Regions from separate parts of the Homo sapiens genome. Here region 2 is linked to region 1. A link is an interaction called in ENCODE POLR2A ChIA-PET data of the cell type or tissue named here. Cell type or tissue: MCF 10A. All regions are shown on one strand.

Region 1 (8,000 bases):
AGAGCGAGACTCTGTCTCAAAACAAAACAAAACAAAAACAAACAAACAAAAAACAATAAAAATAAATAAGTACAATAGTTTGGGGTTTTTAATTTTTCTATCTCCGTCTTTGTAATTCTTTGGTCTAACTCTCCTTTTGTTTCTTCTCCCCCCTTGGGTAGAGAATAGAGGAGTGTTATCTGTTGAGCCTCCCAAACCGCAGTGGGCATCATCTTCCCTGGCAGGGCTGCCTGTGAACAGTCATGTGTCCCTGTCTCCCTGGGCTAGCTCTGGGCGGGTGGTGGCCCAGATTTTCTTGCCTCCTCACTCTGCCAGTCTTGGAGGCAACATCAATTCAACTTTCAGGCTATGAAAGCACACAAGGAAACAGACTTAGTCATTTTCTGCTATAAATTTGCAGAGATGCCAGTTTAGTAAACAAAATAAATATATCTTCTCAGTGTATTTGCCTATTATGAATATGTATGAGCTCTTAGAACTTTGGGAGGAGGCAGATTTCTGGGGACAGCTTCTGGATTTAGAGCCCCCTAGGTGGAGAATGGCAAAGGGCTTGCATGCTCTATTTCTCAGCCCCCCACTCCTCACCTCTAAACTGGGCTTCTGAAGAGGGTGAGGAGGAAATCAGATTGGATGAATAGCTATACTTATAAAATCAGTCACTAACACCTACTGAATGCCTATTATGTGACAGCCATAGAGGAGCCGATGCTACAAAAATGACCAAGATGTATAGTCTTGGGCCACCACCAGGGCATGGTCTCCTAGATGAGAAACCTATAAACAAGCAAATTACAAAGTGATACACATGTGTATCACACACGTGTAATAATACAAGGTGTACATGTGTACATGATACAATGATGTATCACACACAATGTGATATCACAAATATAATGTGATAAATATAGCAACGGAAGCCTGTGTGTGGTATAGGGTTTGTTTAAAACACAGATTGGGGTAGGGAAAAATACAAACTGCAAGCAGACACACCTAGGGTCAAATTTCAACTCTACCACTTAGTTGAATACTTTAGATCACTTATTTATAAAATGGGGTCATTCCTTCCTTACTGTTCTTGAGAGTATTTGCAATAATGTACGTAGAGCACTAAATATAGTAACCAGCACCTAGTTGGCACTCAATAAATTATAGCTATTAATGAGAGGCATTGATCATTTCTTTTTTATTTAGGTACAATAAAAAGTTCACGATAGAATTGCCCTTTGCAATGTCCAAGGCACTTTCAGTCCATTATCTCAACACTGGGAAGGAGGTATTTTTGGCCTCTTTTCACAGATCAGGAATCCTGGGCTTAGAGTGGTCAGGAGCCCTGGCCAAGGCCACAAGCTAATGCAGAAATGCTGAGAAAGTATCATTTTTGGGTGAGACAGAGAGCTAGTGAACCCATATCAGCTAGAAGGACAGGAACTGTTCTGCCTTACCTGCATTTTTAGGCCCAAGTGCTGAGAAGCAGGACGAGCAGGAGGAAAGGAATCAGTGCGGCCTTTGCTAACACAGGGATGGCCAAAAGATGGTGGAAGTCACAGAGCCCACTTGGGTGAACAAAATCAGATGATGAAAACAAATGGGGACCCCTGTCTTTTCTTAAAAAATAAATAAAAATAACAAAAGAACTTTACACAAGAGGGGCCAAGACTAGGTACATGTCACAAATTTTGGAACCTTTGTCATTTCCCCTTGCTTGATAATTTAATCTCCCATCCATTCCCCTGAGTAATGAGCAGTGAACTCCTGATGAGGGGAACCACCTATCTACATGTTTTTGGGGGCAGTAAGAAAGTAGGAAATGGTAAAAGAGCATCCTACTGCGTGGGGGCAGCAGGGAAACAGGAACTGGGGGGACAGCACCCTACTGCATGGGAGCAGCAAGGAAACAGGAAATGGGGACAGCATCCTACTGCATGGGGGCGCAGGGAAACAGGAACTGGGGGCACAGCATCCTACTGCATGGGGGCAGCAAGGAAACAGGAACTGGGGGCACAGCATCCTACTGCATGGGGGCAGCAAGGAAACAGGAACTGGGGGCACAGCATCCTACTGCATGGGGGCAGCAGGGAAACATGAACTGGGGGACAGCATCCTACTGCATGGGGGCAGCAAGGAAACAGGAAATGGGTACAGCATCCTACTGCATGGGGGCAGCAGGGAAATGGGAACTGGGCAGACAGCATCCTACTGCATGGGGGCAGCAGGGAAACAGGAACTGGGGGGGACAGCATCCTACTGCATGGGGGCAGCAGGGAAACGAGAACTGGGGGGACAGCATCCTACTGCACAGAAAGAGGAGAACCCCAGGGGATGTGTGGGTGGTGGCAGCTTTTCAGAGAACAAGCAGTTCTCTGAGTTTCGGCACATTCCTGAGGCTAGAAAGGAGACCTGAGAAGAACAGAGGAACCAGTGGGGCCAAAAAGAGGACTTGGGGTTCCACGGTAGAACAGCCAACTGAACATAGAGACAGACTGAAAACCCAGGCCTTCGGATTCCAGACTCTTGTCTCCACTGCATACATTCCCATACAAATTCACCTACACAAACTCTGTGTGCTGGAGGGGATCAGAGGCAGATCACTGAGAGGGTTCATAGATATTGAGAAGGATTGGGTAGTTGGATATTGGCTGCATCTGCTGCTGGGCTGAGAGAGGAAGAAAGCTCAGGAAGATTGCCTAGAGCTTGCCCAGCTCTGAGCCCTGGGCTCACGGTGGTGGCGGTGGGGTGGCGTATCCAGAAGCCCTCTCAAGTTGCAAGAAAGAATAGCCATGTGGGAGTGGTATGGGTGTTGGTCCCAGCCCTGCCATTGACCACTCTATGCTGCTCATTTACACAACTTCCCGGGCCTCAGTGTCTTCATCTGTAAAATGGAGACACAAAATTCCAACCATAACCATTTTATAGTATTCTCAACAAGAACCAACTAAGGCAACAGATGGAGAAGAGCATTGGAAATTGTATAAGCTCTGAAGTGCTAGGAGAGAATTTTGTGTGTTGTTTATTTTAATTAATTTTTTAAAAAATCATGGTCTGACCCACTAGGCCATTTATTGCTGACTTGGAGCTCTCTGATCCTGGGTGCTCTGAGCTTATTTCCCCACGTAGACTGCATGCTGACAGAGAAGGCTGAGGTGCTCAAATCATACTTCTCCATATTTCTGTCATTACTGTCCCACCCTACATGCCCCTCTCACCAGCAGGGCGGCTCTGCCACAGAATTTGATGAGTGGCTGATTGATAGCTTGGCCATGTGTTCGTGGGGATATTCAATTTTTCTTCCAGCATTTAGTCACTGCCTTCCCATCTGTTTGGGTATTGGGGTGGGGGTGGGGTGGGGGGGTGAGCAGCCAGTTTCTCTGCCATCCAGTGTTGGAACAGAATGGCACATGCTTCATTTGCAACAACATGGATTTAGGCTAGACTTTTTTTTTTTTTTTTTTTTAATAGGGTCTCCCTTGTCACCCAGGCTGGAGTGCCATGGCATGATCTCAGCTCACGGCAGCCACGACCTCCCGGGTTCAAGAAATCCTCCTGCCTCAGCCCCCACAAGTAGCTGGGATTACAGGCATGCACCACCATGCCTGGCTAATTTTTGTATTTTTTGTAGGGCTTTCGCCACATTATCCAGGCTGGTCTCCAGTTCCTGGGCTCAAGTGATCCGCCCGCCTCGGCCTCCCAAAGTGCTGGGGTTACAGGTCTGGCCACTGCGCGCAGCCTAGACTAGACTTTAGATAGCTTAGATTAGCTAGAAGGCCTGAGGAATGAAAAAGAAAAGAACTGTGAACTTTTGAAGTTTCCTGGCTAAGTTTTTTTGGTCTTTTATTTTCCAAAGTATTTTAGAGTAAGTTACAGGTATGATTTTTCATTCCTAGATACTTCAGTTTGTATCTTTGAAAAATTAGGGGTTTTTTTTTAGGCTAGTTAAGTAAAGTTAGGGCATTTTGTGTGTGTGTGTGTGTGGTGTATGTGTGTGTAGTGTATGTGGTATGGAGTGTATGTGAATGTACGTAAGAGGGTGTGTGTGTGGGAGTGTGTGTGCCGTGCGTGTGCTGTATAAGCTAATGTGAGTGTGTGGTGTGTGAGCTAATGTAGTGTGTGGTGTGTGAGCTTATGTGAGTGTGTGTGGTGTGTGAGCTAATGTGAGTGTGTGTGGTGTGTGAGCTAATGTAGTGTGTGGTGTGTGAGCTTATGTGAGTGTGTGTGCTGTGTAAGCTAATGTGAGTGTATGTGGTGTGTGAGCTAATGTGAGTGTGTGTGGTGTGTGAGCTAATGTGAGTGTGTCTAGGTGGGTATGTGAGTGTAGGAGTGGTGTGTGAGTGTGTGAGTGTGTGGTGTGTGAGCTTATGTGAGTGTGTGTAGGTGTGGTATGTGAGTGTAGGAGTGGTGTGTGAGAGTGTGTGGGGGGGGAGTTTGGTGTGTGAGTTTATGTGAGTGTGTCTAGGTGGGTATGTGAGTGTAGGAGTGGTGTGCAAGTGTGTGTGAGAGTGTGTGTGTTGTGTGAGCTTATGTGAGTGTCTGTAGGTGTGGTATGTGAGTGGAGGAGTGGTGTGTGAGTGTGTGTGTGTGTGTGTGTGTGTGAGAGAGAGAGAGTGCACGTTTGTGTCAAGTGCACACAGCTCTTTGAGGGGGGGTTTGGCTGCTGCTCTTCTCAGAGGCAGGGGAGTGGGCCAAGGAAGGCCTGGTTCATCCCTCCCAGCTCAGCGAAGCCCTCAGGGAGGGGAGGTGCCCCACACTGGGGCAGGGAGCAGCTGGGGAAAGTTGACTCAAGACAAAGTTCCCGGCTTCTCTTCCCTGGCGCTGCCTTTCCCTCAGGCCCTTTAGTATCCTTTGCCAGGGACTCCATAATCTCTTACTGGGAAACCGGGACAGAATCGAGTGCTGAGTGTGGTACCCAAACTGCAAATCAATGAAGTCTGAATTAAATATTGATTTCCTCCCTTTTCTTTCAGGGAAGTTTCTTGAGAGGAATTGGCTTGCTGGTTTTGTTTTTTGCTTTTTTAATTTTTCATCCTGATCCTTAAACACTACTTATGAAAGACTAATCGTGCAAGGTATAGCCTAGTCCTCTCTTACCCGCCTCCCTCTTTGACTCTGGTAGCTTTCCTCTCCAAAGATGAAATGTCAGCCATTGGGGGAAGTGGCTCATAAGAACATGACTGTCTGCCATCAGCCCACAAGGCCGTGGCTGGGCAAAGGGCAGTCCCACCCCCAGATGCCCCTTGGCTTGGACATTTAGCTCCAGATGGGAGGTCAAGACTTCATCCCAGGCCAAGTAAGCGATGCCAACTAAAGGCTCCCATCTTTAGCATGTCCTGCAAGCTTGCCAGGACTGGGGTAAGGTACTTAGGATGTCCTGGGCCGTAAAAAGACACTGGTGCTTTCCTCACTGCCCCCACATCCCCATAACATAAAGTTAAACCAGAGATAAATTAGAGTAAGGAACACCAAGAATTCTGTTTCTTCCCATAATGATGACCAGGATATCAAACAGTAAGTCACTGACAGGTTTTGGTTTGTTTGTTTGCTTTAGGGACAGGGTCTCACTTTGTCGCCCAGGCTGGAGTACAAGTGATATGACCTTGGCTCACTGCAGCCTCCACCTCCTCGGTTCAAGTGATCCTCCCACCTCAGCCTCCCAGAGTGCTGGAATTACAAGTGTGGGCCAGTGTACCTGGCCTGTGTGGGCCCATTTCTGAGGGAAGTTAGAATCTCACGCCCTGGGCCTGGTGGTCTGTGGTCTAGAAGGCTTCCCCAGCCTCCCTGGAGAACCTGCCAGTGGCAGGTTCTAGGCAGCATTTGAACCCCTCACCCCCATCCCCAAGCCCCATTCTCTTTCCTCTTGTGTGCCAGCAGCTTCCTGGGCCTCCTGCACTTTCAGCCAGCAACTGGCTATGACAGCAGAAAAAGAAAACAGCCAGGTCTCTATTCCCAGAGGACCAGTCTGTAGGGGAGGCTGTTCCGGGATGAGCTTGTTAGCAGAGAAATTTAATTTACTGCCCTCCCACCAGGCTGAAGGTTCTGTGCCTCCATAGAGTCTCCCTCCTGAGCACCCCAGGTTCTTTATGAGAAGTCCTATTGGTCTCAAGGTGAAGGTGTGGAGAATGGAAAATCTCAGGCTGGCTCAAGAGATTGCAGAGTTATCCCCAGGAGAAGATCCCAGGGCTCCAGCTTCGGTGCATCCTCCCACTCTGCCTTATTCGGCTTTGCTGGAAATTCCTCAGTCTCGGTCTCTGGAATGGGTCAAATCTGGGCTTGAATGACAGACAGCATTCATTCACAAACACCTGTTGAGGCCTATTGTGTGCCAGGAGTGCTAAGGTAAAGGAATACTGGGATAAAAACACAGCCTATAATCTGAAAGGCATCTCCCTGGGGAGACAGGCACATACGCAATGACACTATAGTGGGACAAGTGCTGCAATAGGTCTACCCACTAAAGCATGTAAGAGGGACACCTACGGCATGCATGTGGTGAGGCAGGGGTGCAGGGGGCAGGGCTGATTCTGAGCTGATCCTTATGAATGGGTTAGCCAAGTCCAAAAAAGGGTGGGGGATAGGGAAGGGTGTCTCCAGAAGAGGAAACAGCCTGGAGCAAACAGAGGGAGGCATTTAGGAGCCCCCGTGTTGTCTGCAATGGGGTGTCCAGTGCTGTGAGAGACGATAGGGTGTGCATACAGGCCTTGGCATCAAATTGCAGAGGCAGGCTGCCCAAGTGTGCTTTGGGTTCTGTGATGCTGGGAAGTCTATACAATGGGAACAAATAGGACCAGCTTCATGGGGATTTGGGGAGGTAATGAGCAAATGAGATGATCTTTATGAAGTACTTAGCACAGTGTCTAGCTAGGGGTTAGCAGTCTATATATTGCTGTTAGCAGTTCATATCATTACTGATGAATTGTATGATCTTGCAAAAGTTATTTTATAGCTCCCATCCTCAGTTTTCTCATCTGTAAAATGGCGTATTTGTTTGTTTGTTTTTCACAATCTATTCAGTTGTGAACAGATCAAGGGACTGCCTTACTGACTTTAACTTCCCATCTCCTAAGGCAGTGCCCAGTATACAAAGATCAGTCTCTTTTCCTTCCCTTTCCTTTCATTCTTCCAGCCCACTTAGGGCCTAACTGCTCAAAAGAGTGGCTATTTGTTCTCCTTTCAGTTCCGGGGACATTTTGCTCTATACTCAACTTCCAAAAATAGATCTGACTCCAAGTTCCGCACTCTTTCCACTAAACTCCAGTTGCCACAACAAATTTTTAGTCTAACAATGATGTATCGATTTTTGCCTAAAAAATTAGCAATGCATTTTTTTACAAGCCAGTGGTGGTAAGTTTACAGAGAAACAGGCAAGTTTATACATTGCTAATATAATGCTTCAGGTGCAATACATAAACCACTAAAATCCTTTAGGATAGCTAACTGATAATATGCATCAAAAACCTAAACATGTTCAGGTTATTTTTTTCTCAGTAATTCTTGATTCTGACAATCCCAAGGGAATAATCCTAACCACACAAAGAAACTGGTTGCACAAATATATTTGTTGCCACATTACTGATAATAAGGAAAAATCAGAAACAATCTGTGTAATCAATCCTAAGAGAACAGTTAACTAAATCATGATAGAGCCACTTCCTCAAATTTATGAGGTACCCAGAGTAGTCAAATTCACAGAGGCAGGAGGTAGAATGGCGGTTGCTTGGGCCTAGGGGAGAAGAGCGCAGGAAGTTGTTTTTGTTTGTTTGTTTGTTTTTTGAGACGGAGTCTGTCTCTGTTGCCCAGGCTGGAGTGCAGTGGCGTGATCTCAACTCACTGCAACCCCCGCCTCCCAGGTTCAAGCGATTCTCCTGCCTCAGCCTCTTGAGTAGCTGGGACTACAGGCGCCCGCCATCACATTCGGCTAATTTGTTTGTATTTTTAGTAGAGACGGGGTTTCACTGTGTTAGCCAGGATGGTCTCGATCTCCTGACCTCGTGATCTGCCTACTTCGGCCT
Region 2 (8,000 bases), 770 kb before region 1:
TCACTGGGTCTATGTCTCTGTTACGTTGCCAATTTGATGCTCTCTACCACGCACCAGAGGCATACTTTTTTTCCTCAGGTAATTCTTGACTTGGAGTAGATTGCCTTCTTCTCTATTGTCCCTGAATTATTTGAACAGGCGAGGATATGGTAAAATTCAGGGGCTCACAGAAATTTAAGAGGTTTCAGTAGGGTGGTAGATGCTCACTGGACACCTGCTTTATAAAATAACAACCAATGTTTGTTCAGTGCCTTGTAATTGACAGAGTGCCTTTAATATAAGTAAAGAATAGTATGTGTATTAATTTCCCCCTCCCTTCCATACCTGCCCTACTCAGGTTTTCTAGAAGGTCTGAATCCCAAAAGCGTAGGATCTTTCTCTTAATTTTTAGGCTCAAGCTAAAAGGGACATGGAGCTGTCTTCTGGCCCAGTGATTCCCAAGTTTTGGTCTGTGACAGAGTTTTCACCAGTCTGAGGTAAAATAAGAAAAATAGGGAAAATTTACCAATTTTTTTCAGAAAGCAAAATGTATTAGAAGACATCTTTTAGGGGCAGGAGATGTGCTGAAATATTTACTAGCTTATCCTTTTTCAGAGCTGATGGTGAGAGTAGATGGTAATCAGGCTTTTAAAATATCCTTATTTAGCAAAATTAAAAGTTGACAATCTTATATTGGTTGTCCCTGATAAGGCCACTTTTGGGGCAGATTTCTGAAAACTTGAATTCTGATCTTGTCACTACCATCTTTCCCTGCGGGTCTTTAGAATGTGATAAACTGATAAACATATTGAGTCTTTCTCCATTCTTACTTTGTGAGAGGTTTCTACCTCCAGGGTCAGGCCCCCGGTGAAGGAATGTACTCTCACTTCCTCTTCCCCTTTGTCCTGAATAGCAGGGATAGCAGGGCTTTGGGATTAGGACTTGCGCATTCTTATTCCTACAGTCACCTTTTGGAAATGAGGGAGGTCGTCTTCTATCTTTGGAAAAGAGCAAGGAGATCTGTGGATTGGATTTTGGGAATAGTGTGAGAAACATGTTGTTAACTGGGTGGTTGAAGTCAAGAACATTTAAAAATCTTGATATCAATTTTTGAAATGGTGGGTCTTCTTGAACTCTCAAGAATATAGGCTAAGCCTGGCACAGTGGCTCACACCTGTAATCCTGGCACTTTGGGAGGCTGAGGCGGGCAGATCGCTTGAGCTCAGGAGTTCAAGACAAGCCTGGGCAACACGGTGAAATCCCGTCTCTACAAAAAAATACAAAAATTAACCAGACATGGTGACACACGCCTACAGTCCCAGCTACTCAGGAGGCTAAGGCAGGAGGATCGCTTGAGCCAAGGAGGCAGAGGTTGCAGTTAGCCGTGATTGCGCCTCTGTACTCCAGCCTGGGCAATAGAGTGAGACTCTTGTCTCACCACCACCCCCGTACCCCAAAATAATATAGATTGGAGCTTTTGTAAATTTGGAGGCTCCTGGGGGTATTAGAGTGTCTGAGTCTTCTACCTTTTGAGGATTCAGACCTGGAATTACAACAAATATGTGGGAAACCCCAGACAGGTGCCCAGCTGCCAGAATCTGAGACACATGGTTGGTGTGCACATATATGCAGACTTGTATGAGCAAAAGCTTTTAGGAAAAACTCAGTTTGAAACCACCCTAGGACTTGAACTAGATGCTCTTTTTTGAGGTTCATTCTAGGACACTTTTCCTAAAAGCAGATACCCAGGACTTCTTTATATAAGAAAACTTTCTGATTTTTTCATCCCATTTTCATGTCCTGAAATAAGAGCCCTCCTAGCCTAGGAAAGTGGTTAAGATTCCTAAATTAGGAAGGTTGTTCAACTGTGGGGAGAGGGTGAGAGGGTGGCAGATTCTCGAGCTTTCTCAGGGCAAAGAGGCATAGGGAAAATGACTAAAGGGAAGATTGGCTCCGATCTGGAAGACCAGGCCAAGGTGTGTGAGATTTTCTTTTCCAGACAGTTTCTAGATAGTGATGGGTCAGTCCAGCAGCATAGCCCTTAAGAACGGTGATGCAGGAAAGCCTGAACCTGTGACTGATGATGGATACCATGGGGCTGTTCAAACTAGCAGAGGGGGGAAAGAAAGAAAAGGATCCAAGAAGTGTAAATTAAAGATAGCTGCCACTTGAGGAGCTTCTTCAGGTTAGACCCCTCCGTGCTTCATCTGATGGCTCCACCTAGGGTTGGGCAGATGAATGATGGTGACAGGCAGTGGTTTTCTTTTTCTTTTTCTTTTTCTTTTTCTTTGAGATGGAGTTTTGCTCTTGTCCCCCAGGCTGGAGTGCAATGGCTTGATATCGGCTCACCACAACCTCCACCTCCTGGGTTCAAGCAATTCTCCTGCCTCAGCCTCCCAAGCAGCTGGGATTACAGGCATGCGCCACCACGCTCAGATAATTTTGTATTTTTAGTAGAGATGGGGTTTCTCCATGTTGGTCAGGCTGGTCTCAAATTCCTGACCTCAGGTAATCTGCCCGCCTCGGCCTCCCAAAGTGCTGGTATTATAGGCGTGAGCCACTGTACCCGGCTGGCAGTGGTTTTCTTAGCCCACCTCTGGTCCCCTCCAGTGGTGGCTTTCCCCAAGGAGGCTTTCCCCAAGGAGGATCTTTTCTTAACTTTGCATAAGTTTGGGACACAGCATTAGGGAGTACAGCTAAATTCTTAGAGATTAGAATCTCTTCTGAGATGTTCAAGCCAGAAGGAAGAAGGCGTTAATCATGCAGCATGGCTTTTCCTGAATGCAAAGACCAGCCTGGGCAACATGACACATGCAAGGTCAACAAGGATATTCCTGGACTTTTGAAGATGTCCCCCTCCTTATCATGGTGAGATTATGGAAAGCAATACCTGGACTCCAGGGCCAGCTTTGTCTCTAACTTGCTTCATGGTCTTGGAAAACTCAATCCTTCTCTCTGGGCCTCAGATTCTTCATTTGTAACATGAGGGAATTGAATTTGATTGCCACCATCCTCTTTGTTTAATTCTGCATGCCTCAGGTCTCCATGTGATACACAGTAGGGCGTTTCTAAGAATTTCATGTAGATGTTATCACTCCAAGAAAAGAAGCATCCACAACCTCTTTCTGAACTGCAGGTCTACTGCCCAACAGTCGTATGCCTGTTGGAAAAGTGGCTGAAGGTGGCAGGATGGACTAGGTCTTCTCAAGATAGCAGGTCCAAGGTCAGAATTGAGAAGTCCACTTGGACGACTGTGCCTTAGAGTGGGTTGAGTCCATAATAATCATCAGTAAGTCCCTAAAATGTACGACTAGAGCCAAGAGATCTGAGAATTGCCCAACATTTTTCACTGTTACTGACCAGGGCTGGTTTCCCATTTTAAAAGCCTCCTGAGGCCATGAAACAGCATCAGGAGAAACATGCCAAACCTGTTCGGCTGTGTGTTGATATGTTTGTTTCTCACCCTAATGTCCCATCATCATCATCCCCCTCACAATTGGAATTCCTTCCTTCAATTCCTCATAAACTCAAGCCCCCCTTCTCTCTGTTTCCCCCACAGCTCTGTCATTTATCCCCTGGGAATGGCCCTAGGGAGTAAGTGGTACAGATGAAGCCATGGGGTGGTGGTAGGGTGGAGAGAGGGCTGGAAGCCCAATGAGGTGGGGACTTGGGTGGCGTGTTTGGACTCTGTGGGCATGTCTATACCTGAAGTCCAACCAAATAACACATTGCCTCCGCCAGCTCTATTCAGCGTAGAAATGCAGCAGATTGCTGTAGGCTGATGAGCTGTTCTTTGAATCCTCTCCCCTGTCCCATGCCAACATGCATTCCCAGGAGCCAGCTCCAGGCTGCAGGAACCCAGAGACTCTCCAGACTGGTGATGAGGCAAGTGCTTTGACTCGCTGTCAGCATCTTTAGCTTAAATAACTCTGGTGACTCTGCTGAAACTCCTGTCTTCTGGAGCTAGAGAGGTGGCTTGTATAGCTCTATACTTCATTATCTGAAATCTTTGGGGCCTATGGATTTTAGAATGGTAAAGTGGTACACATTGTTTATTACATAAAACCTTCAGTAGGATCTGGAGCAGCTCCATAATCAAACATATTAATATCCTGCAGCCAGACTGAGAGCGTCACATGAGTGGGATAAATAAAGGCTGTAAAGAGTCTCTTGCCAGTTCAGGTCGCAGTTTGCAGCTAAATATGCTCAAGTCAGGTTGAGTTTTGCTGCCAGTTAGGACAAAACTTTCAGTTCAGACATTTGTAGGTTTTGGAATGCTATGAAAGCATTGCGGCTCTGTATTGCCTCATATAGTCTTGTAAGGTAGGAATTGGTCTTCCCATTTTACAGATGAGAAAGCTAGGGTTTAGAGAGGATCAATAACTTGTCCATTGACATTCAGCTGATAAGTGGGCTGAGCTGTCATTCCAATCCAGGTCTGTCTGCCTGCAGAGCTAGGCTTTTCCTCCAAGGTAATACCTCTTTAGAATGAATGAAGACAACTCAAGGGTGGGCACGGGGAGCTCTGACTTTGACATCTTCTCTGATTAGGGGGGTACTTTCTGGACATCTGATAGGGATCATTTATTGGCTTGTTCTTATTTATACATTGACTTCTGGGATCCCAGTAGGCTAATGGCTCAGAAGAGAGGAAGCTAAATTTCAGTCAACTTTGTGGCTTACAAGAAGAATCCAGCTGGCTTTGTCGGGGCTATGAGAGCCAAGAACAAATGGGGTCAAGTTGGATTTAGTGAGAGATGCATTATCTGCAGTGGAAGAAACCCCCATACAGAGCCAGTGAAATGCACAGTGCTTCCTGCTTCCCCACGCATTGCATGGCTGGAGAAGTGTTCCCTTGAGTGGGGACCTGTCTTGAGAGAAGGATTGTCCTCAAGGATCATGAGCCCTGGGTAAGCTTGAGAGTGATGAGCAGCTTGAAATAGGGAGAATTCAATTAGGGAGTCTCTCTGGTCTTCATTAGTGATATGAAAAAACAGTCAAAGGAAGCACTAATTCAATCTGCTGAAGATGCACCCTGCTGTTAACACATCATTGGAAAGATGGACCCTGGTCTGTTGTCTGGGCAATGGCATAGATAACCTCCCTCTTCTATCTTCTAAGTACTGTCAGATGGCGGCTGCCATTTCTGGGTCATCTCTAGGTCAGGCAAGATCTGGACTCTTAATATTCAGGCACATGTGTCCATGGTGTTCCTCTGTGGTGAGGAGCCTGCCATCAGTGAACTCCAAGCAGTAGAAGGGCCGGCTGCTCTGGCAGGGGAGTGGCCTGTGCTTCACTAGGGAGACACCCATTAGGAAGGGTGGTAGGTTAGTTTCCACAGGAACAAAGAACATCTGCTCCAGCCAACTAGAGAACAGATGGGGCAAAAAATATTCTTAAAGGGGACATTAGCTCATGGAATTGGTGCCAGGGAAGTAGGCCTTTCTAAAGAAGACATGAGGGGGCAGGTTAAACCTCTTAGCCTGAGAGAACTGTGAGGCCCTAAGACAGTAGAAGACCCACGTTGCTTTGGAAAGTGCAGGAGAAAGAATGCGAGATGTTTTCTCCCCTCAATAATGGCTGTCCTCTGGGAAAATGTCTCAAAGCTGTGTCAGCTTGCTGGCTGCCGGCTCAGAGCTCCCTGAGTCCTTCGGTCAGCAGTCCTCCCCTGCCACCTTCCCTATGGACCTTAGCTCACCTATATGACACACCCCACTTCTGTTGCCAGCTCCCTCTTAAACATCCCAGGGGCTCTTCTGCACTGGGCAGTAGGAAGCTCACCTGCTTTCTCTGACCCTCCTCTTTCTTCCTGTCCTCTCAGATGGCCTGGTGTCTAGGCTGGTGACAGCCTCCCAGCACCCTTTTCTGCTGTCTTTAGACAAAATTCCCAGTGCTTTCCCTTCTTCCTCCTGTTTGCTTTCCTTTTCTTCCTCATACCAACCATGTGTGCAAAGTCTAGATGGAGACTTTGGGTCCTCTGGAAATTATCTTGTCCCTTCCTCTGGGATTAATTTGTGACTTCTGGGTACAAGTTACTGACTACTCAAAGCAGCTGAAGCCCCAGAGGGGATTTAATTATAAGGGAGCTGGGGTGTCTCTCAGAACTCAAGGTCAAAGAAATGGCTGGATCACAAGAATGGACTAGAAGCAAGAAGCTGAATGCCACAGATATGGTCTTTGCCCCTCTCTGTGTGCTGGCTCATTCACTTCTCTCATTGCAGAGAGGACTTTCAGCTTCCTGGTCAGTCTATAGGAAAGAAAAGATGGAAAAGCAGCTCCTTCCTGTGCACATCACCAATAGAATTGCCTGGAGAAGGGCTGGCCTCTTTTTTCTCTCCATCTCTGTTCCCATCCCTGGGGAGGGATTTTGGCTGAGCTGAGATCAGGTGGCTACCCCATGTAACCACAAGAGTGGGTAGGGTTTAGGCACATGGTTATTTCCTTAACCATGGATCTAGGGATGGGGCCAGTTTCTAGAAATGGGTTAGTACTTTCTGTTGCACATTAGCCCTTCTTGGACCTCCAAGCCTAGGGGAGTCTGGCCTAGAGAGTTTACACACCCCAACTCCTCTCGCTTGGCTCTTCTCCTGCCTGGCATGAGGACGGGCAAGGCCTAGCAAGGAGCAGGGTAGTCTGACTGATGGAACCTGGGGCATGGCTGTGTGTCATTGCCATTCTCCATGTGCAGAAAAGACCCGGAACCTGGACCTTGAAGGCCATTCAGTCCCCGACCCCTCCTCAGGTACCACTCTACCCTTTTAGTAAAGTCTTTCATAAATGGTTTGATTGTTCCATTTGACACTAGGGAGTCAACATTGAAAAGTCTCACTGTTGGAAAGCTCATTGTTTCTAAATTCAGTCTTTCATGATGTAACTGAATCCATCCATTGTCCCTCATTCCATCTGGGGCTCACAAGGAAGACTCAGGCCCACCATCTTGCTTAGGTTAGGATTGAATTAGTGAATATGAAACTATTTTTGCATGAGAAGACAAGGGCTTGGGCCAGGCTCTATGGGATTTGGAAGCATTTTTGACTGGCTGCTGCTCTTCATCGAAGTGAACCCCTGAGGAGAAGAGACACATGTCTGACTACTTGTGGAAATGCCCAAGAGCACTCCTCTAGATTCTTCTTTTCCAACTACTGGCTCCATGGGACCAGAGCCAATTGTGAACCATGAGAAAGGTGTGGAGGTTCAGGCAAGTCAATGGGGAGAGATATGAGGAGTAGGGGGAGGACAGCAAAGGGGTCCTAGATCAAGATGCCGTCTTCCCTCTATCACTCACATTGATGGACCTTGTGGAGGTTGGGCAACCAAAACCTGCAAAGAACCCTAAATCCTTTTGGATCTCTGATAAGAAACAGCTCATAGTTAGCAATGTAGAGGGGACTGAATTTCAGTTCCGATGTTTCTGGTGGTTCCACAAGCTGGGGGGTTGAGACAATGATAACCACGAACGTGTAACAGGCATCGTTTTAGGCATTTTATGTGAATTAAGTCACTTAATCCTCACAATAAATCCTATGAAGTAGAAACTGTTACCCACCCCCCCTGTTGCCGATGAGGAAACTGAGGCATAGAGAGATTGAATAACTTGTCCAAAGTCCCATTGCTAGTATGGAGTAGAGTCAGGATTCTAATCCAGGCATTGTGACTTCCCAGCCATCCTTCCTTTTCTCTCTGACCAACTGGGGAACCAAACAGTTCTACCCCAGGTGAACAGGAGAAAAGACTGCCTGATATCAACTCCCCCAGGACAGCGACCTTGTCCTTTGTAGCCATGTGCTAAGGCCCAGTGCCTTACACCCAGTAGAATTTCTTGTTGGAAAGAGAAAACTTAAAGGGGGACGAGGATTAGTCTTTGTCTTGAGACTTTCCAACAAGAGAAATTTACATTTAGACACTCCATGTATCCATGTATTTTCCTACCAGAAGGTAGTGTTTAGGAGTTAAATGTCACATCAAAGACAAATGTTAGAGCCAGGAGATTTTTCTTTCTAGGAAGAAGGATATGTTAGTTA

What was found. ChIA-PET counts read pairs that join two places held together with the same protein. Peaks named below come from ENCODE experiments on the same cell type or tissue, not always from the same donor. Only the 100,000 strongest peaks of a DNase experiment are listed, where the experiment ranks them.
Region 2: POLR2A ChIA-PET joins it to region 1 with 5 read pairs; 1 of 35 experiments calls an interaction of 5 or more read pairs at or near these places.

The regions. Positions count from the first base shown.
Region 1 is chr1:203,523,519-203,531,518 of GRCh38, reverse strand. The region is part of intron 2 of LOC124904488 (a long non-coding RNA gene); the gene reads right to left. Among named protein-coding and RNA genes, the nearest start is that of OPTC, 33 kb to the right of the region's middle. In MCF 10A, no CTCF peak of the experiment used is centred here; a DNase peak (open chromatin) is centred at 4,788.
Region 2 is chr1:204,297,146-204,305,145 of GRCh38, reverse strand. The region is part of intron 1 of PLEKHA6 (pleckstrin homology domain containing A6); the gene reads left to right. Among named protein-coding and RNA genes, the nearest start is that of PLEKHA6, 59 kb to the left of the region's middle. RefSeq lists an enhancer at 599-1,219. In MCF 10A, no CTCF peak of the experiment used is centred here; a DNase peak (open chromatin) is centred at 3,745.